Regions from separate parts of the Mus musculus genome. Here all the other regions are linked to region 2. The links are chromatin loops, found by intact Hi-C in ENCODE. Cell type or tissue: left cerebral cortex. All regions are shown on one strand.

Region 1 (8,000 bases), 78 kb after region 2:
GTCTGCCTTGATATGCTAATAGGCACCCCATTTAGCCTTCTGTGCCAGGTTTGAGACGGAACCCTGGGGTGGCCCCTTCGCATAAATTTATACTCTGCATGTCTCTGCATGGATTCTACTTGCTAAGACTCATCTAAGATGTAAGACTTTTCTGTGAATATCCTGACATTTTCTCTTTGGCAGACAAATCTGAAGGAGTTCTAGCAAATGAAATGTGACAGAGAAGTCTTCCTTTGGTGGGAGGTGAAGATGAGAAGTGGAACTTTCTAGAGACTGTTTGTTGAGAGTTTCTTCCCCTAGGCCCTGCTGTTTGTATGTTAGTAGTTACCTTAGAGGGCTGTTAGAACCAATAAAGGACAGTATTCCAGTGTCCAAAACACTTCACTGTTTACGCAGTAAACTGTCTTTTCTTGGTCATAACAAGACCAGGAAGTTGTTCAGGAGTAAGACATCATCAGAGAGCCGGTTCTCAGCGCCCGGTAAAGACAATTTAGAACTTCATCTCAAAAACCACAGCCATCTAATGTGTTTGTAGTACTATCAAATTGAGGCTTAATTTACATTTTCCTAATGACTAACTGATAAACACTTCTGTGTGTGTGAGTGTGTGTGTGTGTGTGTGTGTGTGTGTGTGTGTGTGCGTGCGTGCGTGTGTGCGCGCGCGCGCAAGCGCTCTTGTGTCTGTGTGTTTGTGCAAGTGCATGCATGTGCTTATGTAGTATGTGGAGGCCAGGTAGGTATCTTCCTCACTTTCTTCCCTAATTCTTAAAGACAGGATCTCTCCCTGCCCTGGAACTCATTGACTGGCTGGTGAACTCCAGAAATCTGCTTCTCTCTGCCCTTCCAGTGCTTGTGTTAGCAGCATGCCTGAGGGCTTTTGTGAGGATGTCAGAGATCAGGACTTAGGTCCTCATACTTGTGTGACAAGCCCTTTACCCACTGAACCATCTGCTGAGCTCTAGGAGGAATCCCTCCACTGATTAAGGTGTGTGTGTGTGTGTGTGTGTGTGTGTGTGCGCGCGTGCACACGAGCGTGCATGCTCACGCTATAAATTATATAAGCATAGCAGTTCCTTCCCAAGTATTATTAGTTACCAAAGTATGCAGATCTTCAAGTACTCTATTTTAAATAGTGTAGTAGCTGGGCATGATGGTATAGGCAGACCTATAATCTCAGGTTAAAAAGTAGAGATGAGAAGATTGTAAATTCAAGGTCAGCCTGGCATCATGGGAAGGCTATCAAGAAAAAAAGTTACAGTATTTTCATATAGCCTGTGCAGATCTTCCTAACATCTAGGTTATTTACAATATTTAGCCCAATATAAATGCTATATAAAGTAGTGACAGTGTATTGTTTAGGAAATGATTAAAAATATGCATGTCCAATGCAATTTTTCCTCATATTTTATAGCTGGTTGAATCTGGATCCATAGAAGCCACATATATTTTGCAAACCAGTCACTTCTACCCCTCCTCCTTTCCTTCCTTTTTTTTTGAGATAGGGTTTCATACTTGAGCTTATTATATAGCCAAGACTAGCTCTTGTCTCCCGACCCTGTTTCTTACATACTAGGATTATAGGCATGTGCCAACACACCCAATTTGATAATCTGAAATTGGTGGAAAGCTTTAGCCCAGTGGTAGAGTGCTGGCCTTGCATACCCGATGATACAGGTTCACTCCCAGTACTGCCAAGACACAAACACCCACCCTTAGTTTGTGGGATGCTTAGCACTAGAGAATGTCATGTTCATTTGGCTGGTTAGATACTAGTGGAGTAGATCTCTAGCTTTCTTGTATTGAGGCTTGTGGTTTTCAAGCCTGGTTCTGTGAATGACCAGGAGGGTGTAACACATAATAATTTATCATTTATGCTGAGCAGAGATTTGAACCCAGTCTATTACCCAGCAAAGCACATTCCAGTATGATTTATTAATCTAGAAGTATGTGTCATTTCAGACTTCTTAGAATCATTAACTGTTTGTAAGACTAAAAAGAAAATTATACCGTAATGTTTTGTGTGCCATTATAGTATTTTCAAAGGTGGGGATCTTTCAAGGTGTTTTGGGATAGATCCCTCATAGTATCAAGGGTTTATTATACTTGAAGTTATCATAAAGGTATCCATTTGTTGGAACAACTGACAGTGTTCTTAGTCTCTTTGTCTGTATATTTTAACTTTCTAAGTCAGATTTGCAAGCTTGTCAGCAGTGCATTTATAAGAACTCATCCATACTGGGGGCACAATAAAGTCCAGGGTGACAGACGGTAGTCACCCTTTATATCAGCTTCTCCACACTCAGTCCTCATACTTCAAATTTCTTTCTTGAATTTTGCTTTCTGTTACATTCACACTATTTTCATTGTTCTAATAGAAAGAGGATTTTTGCCTCTCTTCGCCTTTGTTTATACTACTAACTGTATTGTTTGTTCTTGTAATGAACTGCCATCAAGAGAGAGAGACAGACAGACAGAGACAGACAGACAGAGACAGAGACAGAGAAACAGACAATTTATCTCCTGCCACTCTGTCATTTTCACAGCAGTTGAGCATATGAGAAAGGATAAGAAAGATGGTCTGGCTATGAAGAAAGTGCCAAGGATAAGCAAGCAGATGTACAATTAGAACCCACCCATCTCTGGTTAACCCATTATAGATGAGCACACATGAGCTCAGCATTGGGTTGGTGCTCTCGCACGTAAATCTGAGAAATGGAGTTCGCAGGTAAGCTTTTCTCTTTTCTTTCTTTCCCTTCCTTTCATCTTAACACATTTCATCAGTTTGCAGCAAGGTTTCGTAGCTAAGATTCTCCATGGGAGCAGGAGAAGGGTTGAGAAGCATGCTAGGTATAAGGGGCATCAAAACATGGAAAGATCTGGGATTTGAAATATAACCCCAGTTGAGATCTTTAAAATACCTCTACCTTTTCAGTAATATTCATCTCTGTTATTCTTTCCTTTAGCTTCAGGCAAAAATACTTGTCTATCTGTAACTCAGTCCAGAAAAGCCATTCTTGAGTACATTCCGGCTGTATGTTCCTTTTGCTGAACAAGTGACCTATATCGCCACCTATCGGTAAAGCTGTACTTTCTACTAGACATGTAGCTTGCTTAGATAACTGAATTTTTCAAGGTGAAGAGTTTTGTAGTTCAGGAGAATTTAATTTCCTTTTATATTATATATTTGGAAATAGTTTCAAACTAGAAGTGAAATTATAAGAATAGCATACTAGGATTCTCCACAGAAACAACCAAGAAGATAGATAGATACACACACACACACACACACACACACACACACATATGTGTATATATATCCCTTTAGAATAATTGTGTATATATCTTAATAGATTTTTATAGATAATGAAAAGCTCTTTTAATACATTTTGTACATATATGCACAACATGCATACATGTGCACACATTAAGGAGTTAGCCCTGTAGTCAGAGCGACTGAGAAGTCCCAAGGCACATTCACAGTTAGCAAGCTGGAGACCTAGGAGAGCTGATAGTAATCAGCTTTCCTCCCATGCCAGTGTGTTCCCTCATGACCCCACAGCAGCACACTTTGCTAGACATGTAAATCTACTTAGGATTCAATTGGGTTGTTTTCATGCTTTGATTGCTAGTATTATATAAGCATGCTTTAAAAAAACCCTCAAGTACATAGTATTGTGAGTTAAGTGGACTTCTAAGAGCCAGTCTTGAGTACAGAGTCTGACCAGAATGTATAAACTCCCAGCAAAGCTACATAGTAAAACAATGTTTAGAGCACATTTATTTATAGTTAACCTATGTGCATGTTTTGGTATAGTAGAGGCTAGAGTTCTTTTTTAAAATTTATTTCTTTTATTTTTTTGAGATTATAATTGTATTATTTCCCCTTCCTTTTCCTCCCTCCTATATAGCCCTTCTTAATCTTTTCATATTTATGGCTTCTTTTTCTAGTAATAATTGATATATATTTACATAATATTACATATAAATTATACAAATACACAAATGCAAACTGCTCAGTCTATATACTCTTTAAAAGAATATTTTGGTGTTTTAAATTACAAGTATGGGGGCGGGGAGTTGTATTTATGGGCATGTGCCCCATGCTGGTAATGAATTACTGTGCCACCATGCTGGTGATTGGACTAGTGTGCCCCCATGCTGGCGATGGACCAGCGTTCCAAGGTTTTGCCTGAGTACCATGTGCTTCAGCTCAGGTCCTAGAGGGCTACAGGGTAGAAGAAGCACTTTTGCTGTCTTTATCCCCTCCCTTCTAGTTTAATATGCTGACTTAGTTTTGAAAACCTCCTTTCTCAGGCTTCTTAAATGTATGCCTTAAGCATTTAGAAACAAATATGAAGTATAAATAGATGTTTTAACTCAAACAGTCATTTAGTGAGTGAGTAAGGCTTCCTGGAAGGTGGTTTATTTAGTTGTTCTGACATGACACTCTAAACATGTAGTAGATTCACTTAACATTACCAGCGTTTCCCCCTTTTGCTTCTTGGGTGGTGTGTGAATTTGCTAACCCTGTCATTATGCTTGGCTTCAAGCAATGGGAGTTTGCCCAGACCTCGCTCTCTCACAGTTTCAGGGTGTGCTCATGTCCATGAGAACTATCACCATTGTTTGAAATTCTAGCTACTCTCAGATTTAGACTTAAGTATAGCTTATACTTTTTACATTTCATGCCAAGGATGAGCGACCTTTTAGTCTTGAACTGAGAATACATTTTACATATTAGAATACGCTGATAACATGGTTAATTTATAGATACTAAGTATCCTTAGAAGATTTGAAACACTTCAAAGTAGGAAACTTTTAAAGTTATTCAACTGGTGTCATCTGCATAAATATTCCAACATTTGAGGAACTCTGACATTTGAACCATTTCTAGTCCTCAAGCATTAGAGCTGAGGGAGGTTCAGCTGGCACTTAGAAGTCAGTTGTCAACATTAGAGGTTAGCACTCTGAAGGTATGGATGGATCATCGTTAAAGCAGCCGTTTAGAACTGCATAGGTATACAGCATACCGAAGATGTAGTGTTCTTATTAGATATGTAAACTCATCTCTTTTTTCCCTAAGAAAATAATTTGCCCAGTAAAACATACTTGGTTAGACCTGTAACTGAAGCTCCGTATTCCCTGTTTTTACACTGTTTTTACCATTTTATTTGACTCTTAAGCAAGGGGGGCAGTGTGAATTATTCATAGATTCAGGTAGATTACATTTTTTTCTTTTTTTTATGTTATCTGCTAGAGACTGTGTTTTCTGTGTGACCAAGAATTCTGAGTTAGGTGGAGTGATAATGTATGAGGAAGGCTGAAGCCAAAAGGCTAGAGTGTGAACATGTGTGGTGGAGTGTGAACATGTGTGGTGGAGTGTGAACATGCGTGGTGGAGTGTGAACATGCGTGGTTTGTAGAAAAAACATGTAAAGGAGGGCTCTGAAGAGAAGAGGTTTAAGAACATTGATGGGAAAGGACTTGCATGTCAGTTTTGTCTTAAAGACAGCTAACAGCTTCCTAGGATGATTTCCTTACAGAAACCGTTGGTGATTCCCAGTTCCTGTCTCTGCTAGCCTGCATGTCTCTGCTTGACTGTTGAGACCTGTACAGTCCTGCTGCTTCGAGCCTGCCCAGAGCTCATCAGAGAGTCTTCATGTGTGGCAGGCCAGGCTTCTGTGTCGCATCTTTTCTTAATAATGCCTTTTAAATCTGTGTGTTTGTATTGTTTCTACTATTTCATCATGGTTTTGATTTCTTTTTACTCTTCAGCTTGTCTCTCTTTATCATCTTAGAGTCCTACTTTTATAGAAATCACCTGATTCTTGAAACTGAATCACAATACAGTAGTTTCTTTGTTTTTCTTGCTCCTTTCATTCCTAGCCATATTTTAAGTTTGATCAGAGTAGGAACAAACTTTTAGGTTCCCCTTCATCTGTCCTTTTTTTCTCCTTCTCTTCAGGCTGTCCATCTCAACATTGTAAACTTGGTCAAGTTGTTAGCCCTCTTTAAAATGGTTTTGGATAACCATTTGCTGTATTCTTGCCTGGGGAAGCCAGTTTCTTTCTCTCTCTCTCTCTTTCTCTCCCTCTCTCTCCCTCTCTCTCTCTCTCTCTCTCCCTCCCTCCCTCCCTCCCCCTCTGTGTGTGTGTGTCTCTGTTTCTGTCTCTCATTCCTTAGTTGCCTTTAGCAATTGTTTGTGTAGAGCCAAGGCCTCCTGTGTTCCCCTCTCCCCGGCACCTCAGGATGTCTATGTTTGTATTGGTGAGACTTGGAGTGTAGCTTCTGACATTTCCTAGGACACACAATCTCACAAACAACTCCCTGATCCTCTGGCTCTTTCTGCCCCCTCTTCCACAAGTTCCTTGAGCTGGAGTTCTGTTGTAGATGTATCCAATGGGACTGGGCACAACCTCTGCATTTTGATTGGTTGTCGTATTCTGTAATGGTCTCCATTTGTTACAAAGAGAAGTTTCCTTGATGCAAGATGAGGACTAAACCTCTCTGTAGGTATAAGGACAGATTGGTTATCTAATACGAAATGGTCAGCCCTGAAAACATACATGCAAGTTATATTAAACAGACTGAACAGGTTGCATTTATGTATAGTATACATATATCTATATAGTAAAAATAATGTAGAAAGAGGCCATCAGTTTGGAGGAGAGTAAGGAGGGTGTGGAGGGGTAAGGAGAGGAAAGGGAGGTGTGCATTTATATTTTCACAAAATAAATAATTAAAAAAATAGACTCCCTCAGAGGTTGATTGGGTATACTAAGGATAAATTGCATGGCCTCCTGGTAGAAAGTACCCCATAAATGCTAGCCTCATTGTTGTACATTATATTGTTGTAGCCAATGTATAAAATGTATGACCAGACTTTGTATGAAAACAGTTGCTTAGCCTTTCCTTATAAAAGCAGAATATTGTTCACAAAAAGGCTAGTAATAGGAGTTAATTATGAACGTCTAAAACCTTTTGGCAAAGCTCCAAAAATATTAGTAGTCTTAATCATGGTTAAAATAATTATTTCTTCTCTGAAGTTTTCTTCCAGTTGGTGTAAACTTAAACAGGAAATAGTTTTTCATGTGTTTTTACTCTCTGAAGTATTTTGTGGTGCACCAATCCCTTGAAAATGTTTTTTTGTGGTCCCCCACCCCTACCCCTGCCCCAGCTGAGAACAAAACTCAAGGCAAGAGCTCTACCACTGCGCTCTTGCCAGTGACCCCCAACCCCGTTCTCTCTCTTCAAAAATGTTTGTTTGTAGTTGTGTGTGCATGTGTGTGTGTAGTGGGGAGTGGTATGTGTGTGTGAGTGCAGATGATGGACCGTGGCAGCTGTAGGTGGAGGTATGGGCGCTGTTCATGGAGGGTGCTGGGCACCAGTCCTCTCTGCAAGAGCAGCGTGGGCTCCTAACTGCTGAGCCAGCTCCTTAGCTGGGCTAGGTTTCTAAGTTGATGGCTGTTTTCTCTGGGTACTTTGAAGCCCTTACTTTCTGATTGCCGGTGATGAGAAATCTTCAGGGTTTTATTGTTGTTAGAAGTATTTTGCCTTTTAAATCACTTTTAAAAGAATTACTTGTTGGTTTAAAGTAGTACACGAAGAATGCAGTTCTTTTTGTTTGTCCTGCTTAAGGGTGGCCCAGAGTATGAGTCCCTCCCATCTTCTGAGTTCTGGAAACTTCAGCCTGGGTCTTGAGCACTTGCCTTGTTTCATCATCTCTTTTGGATCTGCTCTCAGGGCGTGTAGGGTTTACCCTGATTTTTACTTCTTACATGGTGTCTCCATCTGGACAGTGCTTTGTGTGTTGTTTTCCTGTTTGTTTACCATGAATTCCCTCTTGAGTAGAGTTTGCTATGGTGCTTCTGTAGTGAATATTAATTTTGTTTTAAACTCTATTTCTCTTTATGCCTTCCTTCGTTGAAAGCCACTGATTTTAGTCCGTTCTGCTCTGTAGGGTCTATCTGGTAGTTTTGGTGAGAGGTGAGCAGTCACTGT
Region 2 (8,000 bases):
AAATGTATGTGTGTGTATACCCACCTACATATGTATCTATATCTATCTATGTATGTATGTATGTATGTATGTATGTATGTATGTATGTATCTATCTATCTATGAATTTGTGTGTGTGTGTAACCACATACACATGTATTTACCTTTACACTAATTCAATATCTATGTCTACTCAAAGCTCTGCGTTTGCACCAGCTCTTGGACCACACAGTCTAGCAACACAGTCTATTGTCTGAATTGTAATTTCCTCCAGACAGCAAGAAGCGTGATGCCCCCCCCCCCATCACCCTCCGGGCATTTACTTATTTGACTAACAATCTTTACACGACCTCAGGCCCCAGCTGCAATTGCCAAGAGCTTGCTGGCTTACCACAGGGCTCCAAATTGGCAAGTCCCTCCTTACAATGGGAAGGGAGCTGTGAATGAACAATGACTCACAGTGATCACCGTGCACCCTGGGAGTGAATTCTACCCGCTCCTGCTGCTGTCTGGACTGAGACCTGGTGGCGACATGGAGTTTGCTTTCCCTGTTGTTGCCTAGCAGAGTGGGTGTGGTCTTCTCTGCCATAGCAGTGAGTGACCTCTTTAAACATGATTTAAAAAAAAAAATTTTTTTTTTCTCCTTTTTACACTTTACCCATGAGACCGAAAAGAACTAGCTGGATTCATTTGAAGACGTGTGGTATACCAGGTTTCCCTCAGGAAGGGTGTGTTATAAATTTTATATAGTTGTTAAGGCCCCAGCTGGAGGTCAGAGGTCAGCTGATCCCTCCCCACAGCTGCCAGATGGTTGGCTCTTCTGGCACATTCTCAGGGCCACAAACTTATTTCCTAGATACCAGTCTTCAAGTCATGCCTGACTCCTCTGTCCTTCACTCCCCCCCTCCCTCCCTGCTGCAAACTTGGAAGCATCAAGGTCCCAGGGCGCCACAGCTGTTCCTCGGGTTCTCCTTGACTTGTTCACTGTGGCTGTGGGGACGGGGGTCTCACAAGGTCCTCACTGTTCTTCAGGGCAAGGGAAACCCTTCTCTGAATGCTGAATCCTCCCAACTCGTTTCAGGGTTGCTTACAGGATTCTTAAAAACCAGACAATTAAGCACTCCATGTTTACCAAGGGCAGTTGGAAATCCAGTTTCTAAAATCACTGTCAACTCTCCCACACTTTCTATTGTCAGGGAAACTAATGAAGCCCCCAGACTTTCATCTCAGAATTGACTTTTGGAGATCCACAGATTGCTGCCTGGCAACACAACACATTGCTGTGCATCGCTTTTTTATTTACAGCCAAGGCTGGAGTAAAGGAGCAGATGGTGAGAAATCGGATTTAAAGGAGGGACAGATGCGCCCACACGGGAGCTGGGTAAATCTCTTGGCTACCGGCGTGCACACAGACGTGAAGCCTAACTACCTCCACAGTTGCATCCCGCTTTACCGTTGCTCTTAGCTTGTTTGGATCTTGTCTGCGAAGATGGTTTAATATATCCCATTACAAGCAGTTTCTCTCATCCCACCCCACTAGGGACTGTGTTTTATAGAAAGTAGCTTCTTGGTCATCTGTATGATCACAGATCTAAAATTTCACGGACACTTAAGCCGTTAGCCTGCTTGTCTGGAGGAGACAGCTTTACATCTCTGTGATCTTAGAAACATTTACAAGGAGCTCCACACATTCATAACTATGTACATAAGCCCCCTTTCTGCCCACCCCCTCTTTCTTTCTCTCTCTCTTTTTTCCTGTGAAGGCAAAAACAACTTTCAGTTGCTGACCCACAGGGTAGAAAATAGCTGTTGTGAATGCAAATGTCGACACTCCCCCAGGCTTACCCCGCCCTCCTAGAGGGAAGTAGAAGTTACACACTTCAGCTATAATTTACTACGCTTGCTCCCTTGGGAGGAGAAAGAGGAAGGATACATGCTTGCTACTCCAGCCACATACAGTCGCAGGAGGCCCAGTTGTTCAATGCTGGAGTAAGTCATGGACAGCTTTATTCCAAAATGGCCCCCCCATATATTTATATATATATATATATATATATATAAGCACAGCTGGGTATGCAGGCTCATTCCTAACATCTCAGCACTCAGAAGCCCAAACTGGGAGGATTACCAAGAGTTGGAAGCCAACCCTGCATCAAAAAAAAGAAAATTATGGCAACTCTGTGGCCTTCACTTTTCTACACCATTGCACCGTGTCAAGAAATGGCACCATTTTCAAAAGTTAGCAGCAGCAGGTCCTGTGGAAGTCACTTTCAAATTAATGTTGACTGAAAGATGGAATTGTTTAAGCAGAACGGTCACATGTTACAAAAGGTCCCTCCCTTACAAAGTAGTCATGAATTTAAAAACTCAGAGCCAGGCGTGGTGGCGTATGACTTTAATCCCAGCACTCGGGAGGCAGAGGCAGGCAGATTTCTGAGTTCGAGCCCAGCCTGGTCTACAAAGTGAGTTCCAGGACAGCCAAGGCTACACAGAGAAACCCTGTCTCAAAACCACCACCAACAACAACAAAAACAAAACAAAAAAAAAAAAAAAAAACCAAAAACCTCAGAGCATTGCACAGGGTTTGCCATGGAGCACATCTGGGTGCGTTGTCAATGAAGTTGTAACTGGTTCAGCTTTACTCCTTGCTTCTCAGTCTATGTCAGGCCAGTTGTTCTTCTTGGACTGGGGTAGGAGTGGGGTTTCTTTTAGCTGGTACCTAGCTTCTCTCTAATGAAACTGCAAGTTGGCCTCCCAGTTCCTCTTGCTACTCCTGAGGCTGTACCCTAGACCTTCTGGGCAACTCTCACATCTGTAAAATTCTGTGTTCAATGTTTGGACAGGCAAGATTAGGATAAGGGGCCCATAGCTTGCTGATACCCTCTTATCTCCCAGGGCATTTAGATTCTGGCTTATATCCTTACCGTAACTGCAGCAATGGGCACAGAGATTTCTTGCTCCTGGCAGACAAAGGCTAAGCCAGCCATGGGATGCCTAACAACAATTTTCCACTCTGTTAACTGAGTCATAGTCTTTTACCTCGCCTAACTTCTGAGCCAGCCATGAATGCTAAACTCCTACCTCCATCCTACTGCAGTGAATCAGAGAGGATGTTCTACCAAGAAATCCCAGAATAACCCACGAGGCATACCTTTTTCACAAGCTACATCCTTGGACACAGGGTTGACTCAAGGTCATTGATGAAAGTCCCAATCGGGGACAAGCACCAAGGCTGTGACTCATCCTACCAGAGTTCTTTAATTCACTTTTGTTGTTTGGGAATCACACTGGTTTCAAGAACGTCATTGTTCTTGCATCTTATATTCCAGGAAACATTGACTGATTCAGATGCCGGCTCTGACCAACATCAGTCACCAGCCTACAGCACCAACCATGTGTTTGCCTTGTTCACGTTCTTGTCTTTGCCTGACACAAATTCCTGTTTCAGTGGATATAAACTTTGAGAAAAGAATCCCACTTGGGTCATTTTAGTGCAGTTCCTTGGGGTCTCCCTAGCCTCTACCATTTAGATTCATAAGATCCAGGGTGGGGCATGGAAATGCATGGCTTCAGAGGCGAACCTAATTAGAAGAACAAGGGCCCTAAATAATAGCTTTTGTCTCCTTGTCTTTCACCTGAAATAAGCCTCTTTCCCATCTGTTTTACCACCAATATGCTAGTGACTTCCACCTGTATATTTTTATTGCCCTAACTATTGCCCTCTAGAACGGTAGGCCAACAGTACCCTCTCCTTCACAAAGCCAGTCCTGTAGATTTGCTAAGTGGGTCAAACACTGAAGATATAACAATTAATAAAACTGATGGGTCTCAACTAGCACTTCAGGTGTAAAACATAGCACATCTAGGCCTATAATCCCCTAAACATGAGTTCTCAACATGGGCCAGCAGCCCCCAGTGATAGATAGTGATAGGTGGTGGGCTGCACACAACCTGGTCTCCAATTGAGCAAAGGTCTGGAACTCCGGTGACCCCATGGGTGGTGATTTTCACCTACATGTCTCCTGGGCCCCTAGCTCCTGTTGAAGTTACCGTCCCCACAGCCCTCCACCCCCACAAGAGAGGTGTGTCATGTAGGAGCAGCACCAAGCCTTCCCGCATGCAAATAAGGTTTCCCCCAAACTCTCAGTCCAAGCCAATGAGAGGTACCTGCTGTCAAACCCTGAATCACCCCCAAAACTGTATATAAATCCATCCAGGGAATTAAAGGTGCGTGAGAACTACTCCTTCATCTGAGTCTTTTGTCCTAAGAGCTGTTTGTAACACTTGGAAAGAGATCTGCTCTCCCGTAGCACCGCCTGAGGTCCCGCCACACTCTTCACTGCCTACTCGGCCTCTCAGCCCAGCCCCACCCGACTCAGTGCAGAGCGGGCGGAGTTGGAGTTACCGAGTGACCTGGAAGGCATGGCAGAGACAAAGGCTCCCTGCCCACACTCGCTTCCCTTCACCGGAACCCTCACACCAGGCCTGGCCAGAGATCTCCGTAGAAAGCCTCTGGTACTCAGGCCCCCAACAGCCCATCTTACCTGTGGTTAGCACTCATTCTTAGGAAGCACTTGTCTAAATGGTGTCAAAATATAGTCTTCTGCTCTGTCTGTTGACAGGCCTGGGGTTCCTCCTCTAGAATGGTTAAGTTAAATGTACTTCCAACTGAACACACTTCGAATAGCAGCCAGTCCACACAGTCTGCATCCTTCTGCCTGTTTCCTCCTTGTCTCTCTCTTTCTCTTCTCCTTCCACTGCAAGCACAGGTCAGAGCTGCTCCCTTCTGTTCCCAGCGTGCATGCATGTGCATATGTGTGTGTACATGCACATGTGTGAATGGATATGAGTGTGTATGAATATGTGTGCATGTAAGTGTGTGCATGTATGTGTGTGGGAATGTGTGTATAAATGTGTGTGCATATGTGCATGAACACATGTGAGTGTGTGTGCTTGTACACGTGTTCATGTGTGTGTGCCTGCACATGTATATGTGCATGTGTGTGGTGTCCATCACTAGTTTCATTTATAGCCCCTTACCCCTACTTTTTATCTTCTCTTGGCCTTATGTTAATGTTTTGACTCTTTGAGACTTTTTATTTGTATGCTTTTTTACTTTTTTTTTGCCCTCGTGCCATGTCTGCCCCTCCTCAATCTGTGTCTATGTATGTTTGTATATTGCTATGTGTGCCATGACATACCCATGGAAATCAGAATATTTTTCCCCTGCTTCTATGATGTGGGTTCTGATGACTCAGCAGCGAGCTTCCTTTCCCACTGAGTGAGTCGTGGTCCCAGCCCTCTGTGCCTGGTTTTTGAACTAGGCTATTACCACTTTGGACAAACTGGAATCAGATAGGTGATGGTGAAGAGATAGTATGAAGGATGCATTAAGTCTGCTTTCTCTTTTGGGGTCTGTTTTGTCTTTGGCAGGGTCTATTATCTCTTTAAATCTAGATGAATAAGTACTAGGCAGAAACTGGGTGGTTCAGGGGAATCCACTCATGTAAATCTTTTGTGATTACTAAAACAGATGATAGCGGGGCATCAAGCCTTTGTACAGAGAGAGAACAAGAGGGGGATTGGACATGGGGGACCAACAGATGTTTCTATGTCCCTGACTTCCAGAATCAGCACTATCCAATTTTAGTGTATTCTAACAGCTACCAAGTAGATCAATGAAGTGGATAGTTTTCAAAGCAGAGTAACCCTGCTCCCTTCTCATAGCTAGCTTGTTAATATTGTTCAGATATATAAGTCTGACACATTGTGCAGCATAATTAGCAAGTGCTTTGCTGGTGAAGCCGTGGCCTGGTTTCCTCGAGACATCTGTTTTCCAAAAGAGTTCTCTCTCTCTCTCTCTCTCTCACACACACACACACACACACACACACACACACACACAGATTAACAGTCACTATTCAATGGCTGCCAAGTAGCATACTTGACCTTCACTTAAATTAGAATCTTGAAGGAATGGCAAATGATTCTGTAGTAAAAGTTGTGTCAGGCACTGCATGAGACATGCATACCCTAAGAAAATACTGTTTACCTGTTCAGCCTGTCTGACACCCGTCTTCCTTCCTTTCTCTCTCCCCTATGTCCCTTCTTTCTTTCCATTTTTTTTTGTTTGTTTGTGTGTGTGTGTAAATGTGTTTGGGGGCGGAGCAGGGCAGGGGAGAGGTTATATAAAGCTCCATGGTATTCACAAAGAGGTCAAAGGGCAGCCTCAAGTATAAACCTTCACTTTCCGGCCTGTTTGAGAGAGGGTCTCTTTGGCTGTTTATTGTCTAGTCCAGCCTAGTTGGCCCAAAAGCTTCCGGTCTCCTCCCATAGCTCAAGTGTCTACTGTACCCAGGTTATGGGGCCTCTGAGGATTCAACGCAGATCTTCATGCTTCTGAGGCAAGCACATTACCCACCAAGCCACCCCACAGCCCCATCACGTCAGCTCCTCTTCCCTTTTCTCTCTTCCTTTCTTCCTTCTTCTCTGTTCACTCCCTCCTTTCCCCATCTCTCACCTCCCTGCCCCCGCCCCTCTTTCCCCTCACCCACTCTTCTAAACCAACACCCACCTGACTGCTCCTGGTCTTCTACTGACCCCCTTTCCCGCCTCTCCATACACCTTCCTTCCATCCCTTCCCCCTTTGCTTCTTTCCCTCCCTCCCTCCTTCATCCCCTCCCTCCTTTCTTCCCTCCCTTTACCCCTCCCTCCCTCCCTCTTTTTTTTTCTTCTAAAAAAATATATATACTCAGCCCATTCCTTAAGAATGGTCTCTTAGGGTGGAGGGATTGCTTAGTGATTAAAAGCACTTCCAGAGGACCTGATTTTAGTTCCCAGCAACCACATGGTGGCTCACAACCACCTGTAATGGGATCCAATGCCCTCTTCTGGTGTGTCTGAAGACAGCTGCAGTGTACTCATATACATAAAATAAATAAATAAACAACTCTTTTTGAAAAAGCTAAAAAAAAAAAAAAAGGTCTCCCTAGTGTGAAGTGTGAATGAATGTTCAGTCTCCCCAGGCCTACTGAATAGTCTCACCTCTATTTCAAATTGGTTTTTTATTTCATCCTCATGGGACAACATACAATAGATGTGTTGCTTTTGCTGGTTTCTGCTATGGGGTTTTAAGATGGATGCAGGATACATTGCTCAGGAAAGCTGCTTTAGCAACCTCTGAACCGATGACTAATCGTCCAACAGTTGAAACAGGTGTAACCAGTCCAGCTGTACAAATGACACGAGCGTCACACGGGTGGAGATCTGTGATAGTTAAGACACAGTTCTTGTCAACAGGAAGCAGTGTGCTCCAAGTTATCTGCAGGGATCTGAAGGCATGTGTGTTTAACTTGTTCCAAAGAAAGATTGATTTACTCTTTTACCTTAGTACTGTTATGACCCCACTTTAGCCCATAAGTTCCTGACCCCATCCAAAGCCAAGAGAATAATCCGTAGGATGTCTTCTCTAAAGGCTCTGGGTCATCCCATATATCACGAGGCTTTATCGCTTACTGTCTGAGGAGTACCTAGCTGAGACATGTCTGGCTGGGATCGTCTCTCCTCTGCTACTGAGGCAAGCAAGTTTTATTTGCTTGCCATATGGCTGATCCTCCACCTGCACCCCGACCCTGTCTCGTGTGTGTGTGTGTGTGTGTGTGTGTGTGTGTGTGTGTGTGTGTGTCTATGTATACACTCGCATGTGCTCACAAGTGCTCTGTCTCCAACCCCTCTTTCATCATTACTTGTGGCTTTCAGAGGGAAATCATAAACAGAGGACAAGAAGTCACATGCTTGTTAAGAACAAGCTGTGTCAGTGTCCCTGGTGTGAGGCTTTAACTTGCTGAGTCGTTATTGTTAACATGTTAGACAGACGCAGGCTGCTTCAGTGTGCAGGCATATGCCTTATGTCTCTGGAAATGATAACTATGTGATCAATAAGCTGTTATCTGTGTTTAAAATGTTTTACTAAGAATCATCTATGATATGAATGCATGTACTCAACCTAGATGCTTAGAAATG
Region 3 (8,000 bases), 82 kb before region 2:
AGGCCTTGCACCCTGTGCTCCCTCTGCCTCAGTGTGACCCCACCTCTGCCTCAACCCCTACAGGCTTGCCCACTGTCCACCCATCTGCTCAGTGGTGCTGGTGGCTCCCTAGCACTGGGGTCCCCTTGGATCTGCCTTTTTGAAGAGCTTCCCACAAGGCGTGGCCTGACATCATTGCTGCTGCATAATCAATGATGTAGCCACTAATCAATGAAAGGTTGCAAGCACATCCCACCTACAGCTGGGAACCAGGCCTGATACAAAATTGTAAACTTACCTAAAACTTTGAGGTTTCTTGGGGTGGGGGGGGGGGGCGTGATTTTAAAAAATGACTTTTTTGGCCTGTTTTCTGAGCATGAACTTGGTGATGCTGTTGTGTTATAATGGAAAAGGGTTGAACAAATCTGGAATAAGCAAATTGGATTTATATAAAGGCAGAGTAAGGAGGCTAAGACCTGTGGGCTCAGAACTGGGACTATTTCAGATACGAGGAGGGCAGGACAAGGTAAGATGGACACACAGAGTCGCAGTGAGGAGTGGTAGGGCTGGACTGTCCTTCAGGGATGGGTTGCTGAGAGCTCTGAAGGTAGGAGGTGCTTTAAATATTTACCCATGGACTCTGTCCCACCAGAACTTGAAAGGGCTGGCTGTGCCAAGTGCGATCATTAATTGCAGGATTGGAGAAACATGGCGGCTCTGGGAAAGGCCCAGGAAATAATAACTGTCATTGGTTGGGGGGCTGGAGCTCAGGGCAGCAGCCGTTTATCAAGCAGTGTGAACGTGGCTCACTATATTTAACTGTGACATGGTAAGGTGTGTGCACCCGTGGGATGTCTGTGCTTGTGACTCGGCACTGACCCAGGCTCAGATTGACCCGTGAGTGGCTGAGCGCAGTAATCAGAGAGACAAACCTCACCTTTGTCTGCTTCACGCTCGAGAGCTCCTGTTTATCTCCCTTCTTGAAAAGATGCTATGTCCCAGAGCAGTAGAGAGGCCCTTAGCGCCCTAACTTATGAAATGCTGGGTGTCTCTATTCTGGCCCAACCAGTCCCTTCCACCAGCAAGCATTCCAGGCCCCACCCAGAAGCAGCTCAGAGCCTTCTCTGTGGCCTCCGGGTCTGAGACTGTCTTCTTTGTGAATCAGTCTTTGCCGATCGATAGTAGTGAAGTTGAAAGGAATTCCAGTAATGCCAGGAGCATGAATCTAGACTTGCAAAGCTGCATTCAGGGCCAAAGAAAGCACAGGGTTGTCTATGGTACATGATGGCTGTTGCTCTGATCTCTGTAATTAGACATGTCCTTTGTGCAACCCACTGCAAAGAGGCTCCAAGGCTGTGTGAGAAAGAAGCCTTCCTCCTGCAGAGGGCACAGTGGTTCAAGCCTTCCTCCTGCAGAGGGCGCCGTGATTCACGGGGAGCCACTGAGAAGGGGCAAGAGTCCTTCCTGCAGGAACAGAGGAGAAGCCCAACACTATTCTGACATAGCAGCATGAGTTTGGCTGTGTGGGGAGTCCGGTTCAGCCCATGCTATGAGATCTGAGGTTAGGAGGCTGTCTTAGCAGGAATGGGACATTCTAATACAGACTCTCCCAGGACATCATCAGGGGAAATCTGGCGACCTCAGTGAGGGAGACGTAGGCCCTAGGACAGACTGGCAGCAGGAGAGGTGGGCAAGACTAAGTTACAGAAGTGCAATAATTAAGATGGGACACAGAATGCTGCCAGGGGCTTGTTGCTAGTGCTGAAAACGGGTCTTCCCCATGACCTTTATGGTGCATATCCCCACTTGGATTGTACAGGATAGGACGTCTGCAACTGTGCGAGGAAAGGGAGAAGGGACTGACCTTCAGGACTCCCTTGCAAGGGTTCTTTCAAACACAGTGGCTAGAGAGATGGCTCAGCAGTTAAGAGTGAACACTGCTCTTCCAGGGGATCCAGTTCAGTTCTCTCCCAAACAGAAAGACAGCCGGAAGCCACGCAGCCCCAGGGAAAGGGTCCCCATGTGCTAGAGAAGCCATGTGGGTAGCGGAAACCGGGATGTGCAAGTCTTGTCTTCACACCTGGAGAATATCCGGAGAGAGGCAACACCTCACAGGTGAGAAAAGAGGTTCAAGGCTCTGAGTTCATCTTTCTGACCCTCACGGGGCAAAAACAACCATAAAACTGCAAAAATAACACTTGCGGGGTAGCCGGCCGAGAGGCTGTGCTCTGCACGCGTACGGCAAATGTCTTGATTCTTAACCCTCCAGGGAGACTCAGTTCTTGACTTGTGGAGGTCCTGCATCAAAGGTTGAGAAGTGTATTATGTGGCTGGTGATGGAGGCTTCCTTCCTGACTGATGCAGTCTCCAGAGTGGGGTGGGGCAGGGGCGTGTGAATGCTCTTAAGTCTGTATACCCATGAGACATTTGTGGAACAAGAGTAGTGTCTTCCTGGGGTCCTCTGAGGAGAACATTTCCTAAGCATTACCTCATCCCAACTCCCGGAGAACTGACAGGATGCCTAAGATTTGCCTCCATGCCATTGTTCTAGGCCTGGCATCCCCTCTACATCCCCACTAAAGGGTCGCTCTCCACAAGGATATTTACAAGGCATCTCTGAACACACTCAGACTGGAAGGTGTCACTCCTCTTTCCTGGCAGTGAAACCCATTCATTTCCCATCCTCCCTGACAGTTCTGTCTCAGATAATAACTCCCCTCTTTTACCAAGAGAGAGAACCGGGTGGGTGAGATGGTTCAGTGGGTCAAGGTGCTTGCTGCCAAAGCTAAAAGCTTGAGTTTGAACTCCCAGGACCTCCATGGTAGGAGAAGAGTACCACCTCTGAAAAGTTATCCTCTGACCTATACAGCCATGCCACCGCACACCTAAATGAATAAATAAGTCAATAAAACAAATAATTAAATAATTGTAGTTTGGCATTTTTTCAAAAGAGGGAGCCTGACGTAGCAGTACTCTCTTGTAATCTCTCCAGTTGATAGCTGTGTGACTTCATACAAACTTTCTGTGCCTCAGTTTCCTCACCTGTAGAATGGGGACAATAATACTTAGCTCATAGAAATGCTTTGAAATTTAAAGACTTAAAAACTGTGCAAAGGGTTTTGAATTTTATTCGGCTAACAGTGGGTGTCAGCTTGTTCTACTCAAAACACTCAGGACAATCTATCCCACCCGTCCTTTGATTCTTCTTCCCTTATTTACACACCCAAATTCACCAGCAATTTCCATTCTTCCGATTCGAACCTCACCTGACTCTACGACTTTCGCGCGCGCGCGCGCGCGCGTGTGTGTGTGTGTGTGTGTGTGTGTATGTGTGCGCGCGCGCGCACGCGCACGCGTTGTATGTGTTCATTTGTTTGCACGTGTATGCATGAGCACGTGAGAGGTCAGAGGTTGGGGGAAGAGCTTGGATCACTGGGGTGTACTCTTAAGGAGACCCAAGGTCCCCAGCTTTTGCCATGAGATGCCATGCTGCTTTACCACGGCCTCAGGACGCAGCCCCACCTCTGAGGGCCCAAACCTCTGAAACAGCAGAATGAGTCTTCCCGAGGCTCCCACCCACTGCAGAACTGGATACCAGGTGGAGTGGCGATCTAGGCCGGCTCTCCTCGCTGAGTGCCACTCTGGCCGCCAGGTGGCGCTGCAGCACACTGGGGTGTTGCAGAGATGCACTTGTGGCTGCCTGAGTTCCGGTGCCAGCTGGCAGCATCCTCCGCCTAGGAGAGGATTCCCTTCTTTTCACTGTTCCCGTAGGTAGGCAAAGTTAGCAACGTAGAATAACCCTTCTCTTCTTGAAGGCTGAAAAAGAAAAGCCAGGAGCCCTTGGCATGGCCACCCTTGCAGGAGGCAGGTGTGGATGAGTCGCTTCCACTCAATGGGCATCCAGGACTAGAGTAAAGGGCAAGGACGGCTTGGAGACTAATCGCTGCCTGTGTGTAATGTTTAACCCAGAGCCGCAAGCTTCCATGTAGTAATAGTAATAGTCCTGAAGACGTCCAACTCTACCCTGGGCTGCCAGTGAACTGGCCTAGGACATGGGAAGTAGTGAGAATTTGAAGTCCATTGACATAAGTGTCACTAGCTGTACTATTGGCATTACCGCCACTGCCGTTTCTTTTCCCTGGAGGCAAGGGGAAGGCGTTTCAGGAATAACATTGGTTTATTCCTAGCATAAGAACCAGAGGAATGATAGTGCTGTGTGTTCTGGGCCACTTTTTTTTTGGTTTTTCTAGACAGGATTTCTCTGTATAGTCCTGGCTGATCCTGGAACTCACTCTGTAGACCAGGCTGGCCTCGAACTCAGAAATCCACCTGCCTCTGCCTCCTGAGTGCTGGGATTAAAGGCGTGCGCCACCACGCCCGGCTCTGGGCCACTATTCTAATGTGTTGTGTCCTGAAGTATGCCCTGGGAGAATGCCAGGATCAAGGCATGCATGCAGTTCCGATATCGCCCACGAGGTGGCGCAGGCCCCTGCGCTCTGTCCTGGGATTACAGAATTGATTTTAGCTAGGCTGGGCCAGTGAGTTAAATCGAGCACTAGACAGGCGTTTGGGGTCGTAGGCAAGTGAAGAGCTGTCTCCGCCCCCCCCCCCCCCCTTGGATTTGAGTCTCACAGAACAGTCACGGAGACCATTAGTTTTCCCAGGCCTCAGATGGACCAGAAGTGGGTTCAGGAGGGTGATGGGGTGAGATGACACAGTGGATCTGTAGTCAAAGCTAGACCTTAGGGTCAACTTTTGCTTTGATCTCTTGGCTGTATACCGCTTACTTCCAGAGCACCATCTCTGGGTTCTGACGCTTCTGGATCCATTTATAGCCTTTTTGTCCCCTTCCTGAGCCCTGGCAGTTTCCCCTCCTCCCCCTCCTCCCCCTCCTCCCCTTCCTCCTCCTCCTCCTCGCCCTCTTCCCCCTCCTCCCCTGCTTGGCCTCTCTGGTCAAGTGAGTGAGCCCGTCAGAAAACAGTATCCTTATTAGTGTTGAGACCTCCAACACCAGACAAATCCTGCTGTAAGGAAATCCCCGCTCCCTCCCATTCTCAGAACCTGTGTCCTGGGACTTCAATTCTTTTTCTTAAGCGCAGTTTTGCTCTGAGCCAGAGGTGTCTCCTCCAGTTCTCTGAGCCTCAGAAATCCCAGACCTCAGGGCTGTCAATCACTATTTCTTTATTCAGCATACCTTTTGAGGAATCAGAATAGATTCCTCCACCCCAACCCCGTTGGGTAGCGGTGATGGAAGCTAGGGTCTTCTACATGCTGGATAAGCTACAGTCAGCTACAGCCTCAGGCCTTGACTAATAAAGATTGATTTATTTAATGTATGTGAGTACACTGTCACTGTCTTTAGACAACCAGATGAGGGCTTTGGATCCCAATATAGATGGCTGTGAGCCACCATGTGGTTGCTGGGAATTGAACTCAGGACCTCTGAGAAAGTAGCCACTGCTCTTAACCACTGAGCCATCCCTCCAGCCTGCGATTTTTTTTTTTTTTAATTAGAAAATGCCTCAATATCTTTATCTATGGGTAAAAGTTTACAGTCACTTGTCTGGGTACTTTTCTCTCGCAGCGTGCTCTTCCTTATAGAATAGAAGGTTGGCTGATGAGCCAAGACTTCCAGTCTGGGGGTTTTATTTTTTGCATGATGAAAGCAATGTGGTATCATGGCCCTGCTAGCACAAGGAGTGATCTCTGGGGAAATGAGTCACCAGCACCTCCCTCCGGGTGGCTGTCCTCCCCCACCCTGGGGACGGGATGCACTGTACAGGAGGGAATCTTTGCAAGGCATTAACAATCTGGAGACAGAATGCAGCAACCAGGCCAGCCTGGCCTGTTGTTTTCACGCTTTGAGGGAGAAGTGAGAAATGCAAACCGGTCTCTTCACCTTCCCCGCAAATACAGGGCAGCCTTGCGCTAAGTCTCCTCTGATTTCATCTCCCTGGACACAAGCTGCCCAGTCGCACAGAGTCAAATCCAAACAAAAGATGACCGTCCATGCAGCTCCTCGAGGACCGGGGTTCTCTGAGTACATCGAAAGCAAGGGGGTGGGGGTGGGAGGTGGAGGGGAGGGGGTTGGGGGTGGGGAGGGGCCACGCCCAAGTTCTCACTGTGTCTAGAGACCCCTGGTCACACAGGCGAGGTACAGTTCAATCATACCCCAAAATTGGTTTTAAAGTTAAATTAGGTGTTGGGGCTTCAGGAGAGAGAGAGAGAGAGAGAGAGAGAGAGAGAGAGAGAGAGAACGAGCGAGAGCGCACGGCTGTCTCTGGTTTAAGGGCGCTCAGCTTGCTAAGGCTGCAGAAACTACAGAGAATATGTTTCCTGGCTCCCTCCCAGGCCACGGTCTCCTCAGGCCCCACCACAGGACCACACCTCCCTGCACTGACATACTGCTAGGTGCCAGCCACATACCCAATGCTTTAGTTCCCACAACTATCCCAGAGTTCTTGTCTGCAGATGAAGGCCAGGCCAAAGGATGCTTCTATTTGTCACCTCCATCAGATTAGTCTGTAGGCAAGCCTGTGGGGGCATTTTCTTTTCTCTTTTCTTTTCTTTTCTTTTCTTTAAAGATTTATTTTATTTAATTTATGAGTACATTGCAGCTGTCTTCAGACACACCAGAAGAGGGCATCAGATCCCATTACAAATGGTTGTGAGCCACCATGTGGTTGCTGGGATTTGAACTCAGGACCTCTGGAAGTGTTCTTAACTGCTGTGCCATCTCTCCAGCCCAGGCATTTTCTTGATTAATGATTGATGTGGGGTAGCCCAGCCCCTCTCGGGGTGGTGCCCCTCCCTGAACAGGTGGTCCTGGGTTGTATAATAAAGCAGGCCGAGGAAGCCATGGGGAACAAGGCAACGGGCAGCATTCTTCCATGACTTCTGCTTCAGTTCCTGCCTCTGGTTCTGCCCTGATTTCTCTTGGTGATGGACTGTGACAGGGACGTGTTAGCCAAATAAACATTGTGCTCCACAAGTTGGCTTAGGTCTGTGTTTTATCATAACAACAGAGAACCAAACGAGGACAAAGGCTGGCAGACTGGCTCCAAGTCACAGTGTCACACTAACTGTGCTGTCCTTCACCTGGGTGTCCTGGGTATCTGGGACATCAAGCATGATGGTGGGTAAATGTGTAAACAGTGGAAGAGCCTGTCTAACTGCAGTGACTCACGGTCCACACCCTCGCTGGTCCATCATAACCTTCAAAGCTGAAAAGCCAGGGCAGGGCTGGGGTGTAGCTCAGTGACAGAGCATTTGTTTGACATGGGCCAAGCCCTCAGTTTAATCCCAGCACAGAGAGAAAAGAAAAGACCAGGACACCCAAGAACTGCTGTGTCCCCACCCCGCCTGCATCCCTTCTGAAGCTGTTTAAGCTGCTTACCATTCGTACCCTTCACCAAAGAATAAACTCCACAGTCATGAGCATAAACAGCGCCGTTCTGTCTTGTGGTCTAGAATGCAGGATAGACAAGCAACTAAGGACAGCCACAGGGCACCTCAGAATTTATTTTCTAAATCATGGAGAAAGAATCTCAGGTTGGTATTGTAGAGACAGAGACAGAGAACTCAAACATGCCCACTCTGTCGTGCCCTCTCATGACGGTGGCAGATGAGCAAGGGAGAAGCTCTGAGCCAAGTCTGCAAGAGAAAGTGGGGAACGAGAGCGAGAGCCTGTGCTGTGTAGAAAAATCCGAGGCAACTTGTTTCCTGGACAATGCTTTCCAAAACAGCCATAGGCCTTGACCACGGTGGAACAGTTCTAAACAGCATCCTAGAAACTGGGGCCGGAGAGATGGCAGTGGGTAAGGGGACTTGCTGCTCTTGTGGAAGATCAGGATTTGGTCCCTAACATCCGCATGGTGGTTCAAAACTGCCTGTAATCCCAGTCTTAGGAGGTCTGACTCCCTCTTCTGGTCTCCAGACATTTATTCCGAATACTTAACACGCAGGCAAAACACTCATACCCATAGAAATAAAAACTGAAAATTCATCTTTTTTTTTAAAAA

Evidence for each region. Peaks named below come from ENCODE experiments on the same cell type or tissue, not always from the same donor. Only the 100,000 strongest peaks of a DNase experiment are listed, where the experiment ranks them.
Region 1: it touches region 2 in a loop (2.2-fold over the local background); 2 of 42 quality-filtered maps call a loop at or near these places.
Region 3: a loop joins it to region 2, with 2.2 times the contacts of the local background. A loop is called at or near these places in 6 of 42 quality-filtered maps.

What each region holds. Positions count from the first base shown.
Region 1 is chr1:156,912,719-156,920,718 of GRCm38, reverse strand. All of the region lies in intron 1 of Ralgps2 (Ral GEF with PH domain and SH3 binding motif 2), which reads left to right. Among named protein-coding and RNA genes, the nearest start is that of 4930439D14Rik, 22 kb to the left of the region's middle. In left cerebral cortex, a CTCF peak has its summit at 3,074; DNase peaks (open chromatin) are centred at 183, 1,673 and 3,052.
Region 2 is chr1:156,990,536-156,998,535 of GRCm38, reverse strand. No RefSeq gene overlaps it. Among named protein-coding and RNA genes, the nearest start is that of Gm39685, 4.8 kb to the right of the region's middle. In left cerebral cortex, no CTCF peak of the experiment used is centred here; DNase peaks (open chromatin) are centred at 3,103, 3,278, 5,315, 5,788 and 4 more places.
Region 3 is chr1:157,072,904-157,080,903 of GRCm38, reverse strand. The region is part of intron 1 of Gm30568 (a long non-coding RNA gene); the gene reads left to right. Among named protein-coding and RNA genes, the nearest start is that of Gm30568, 4.7 kb to the left of the region's middle. In left cerebral cortex, CTCF peaks have their summits at 1,390 (motif pointing right), 3,640 (motif pointing right), 4,447 (motif pointing right) and 6,618 (motif pointing right); DNase peaks (open chromatin) are centred at 1,302, 3,662, 4,451 and 5,733; H3K4me3 peaks cover 198 bases.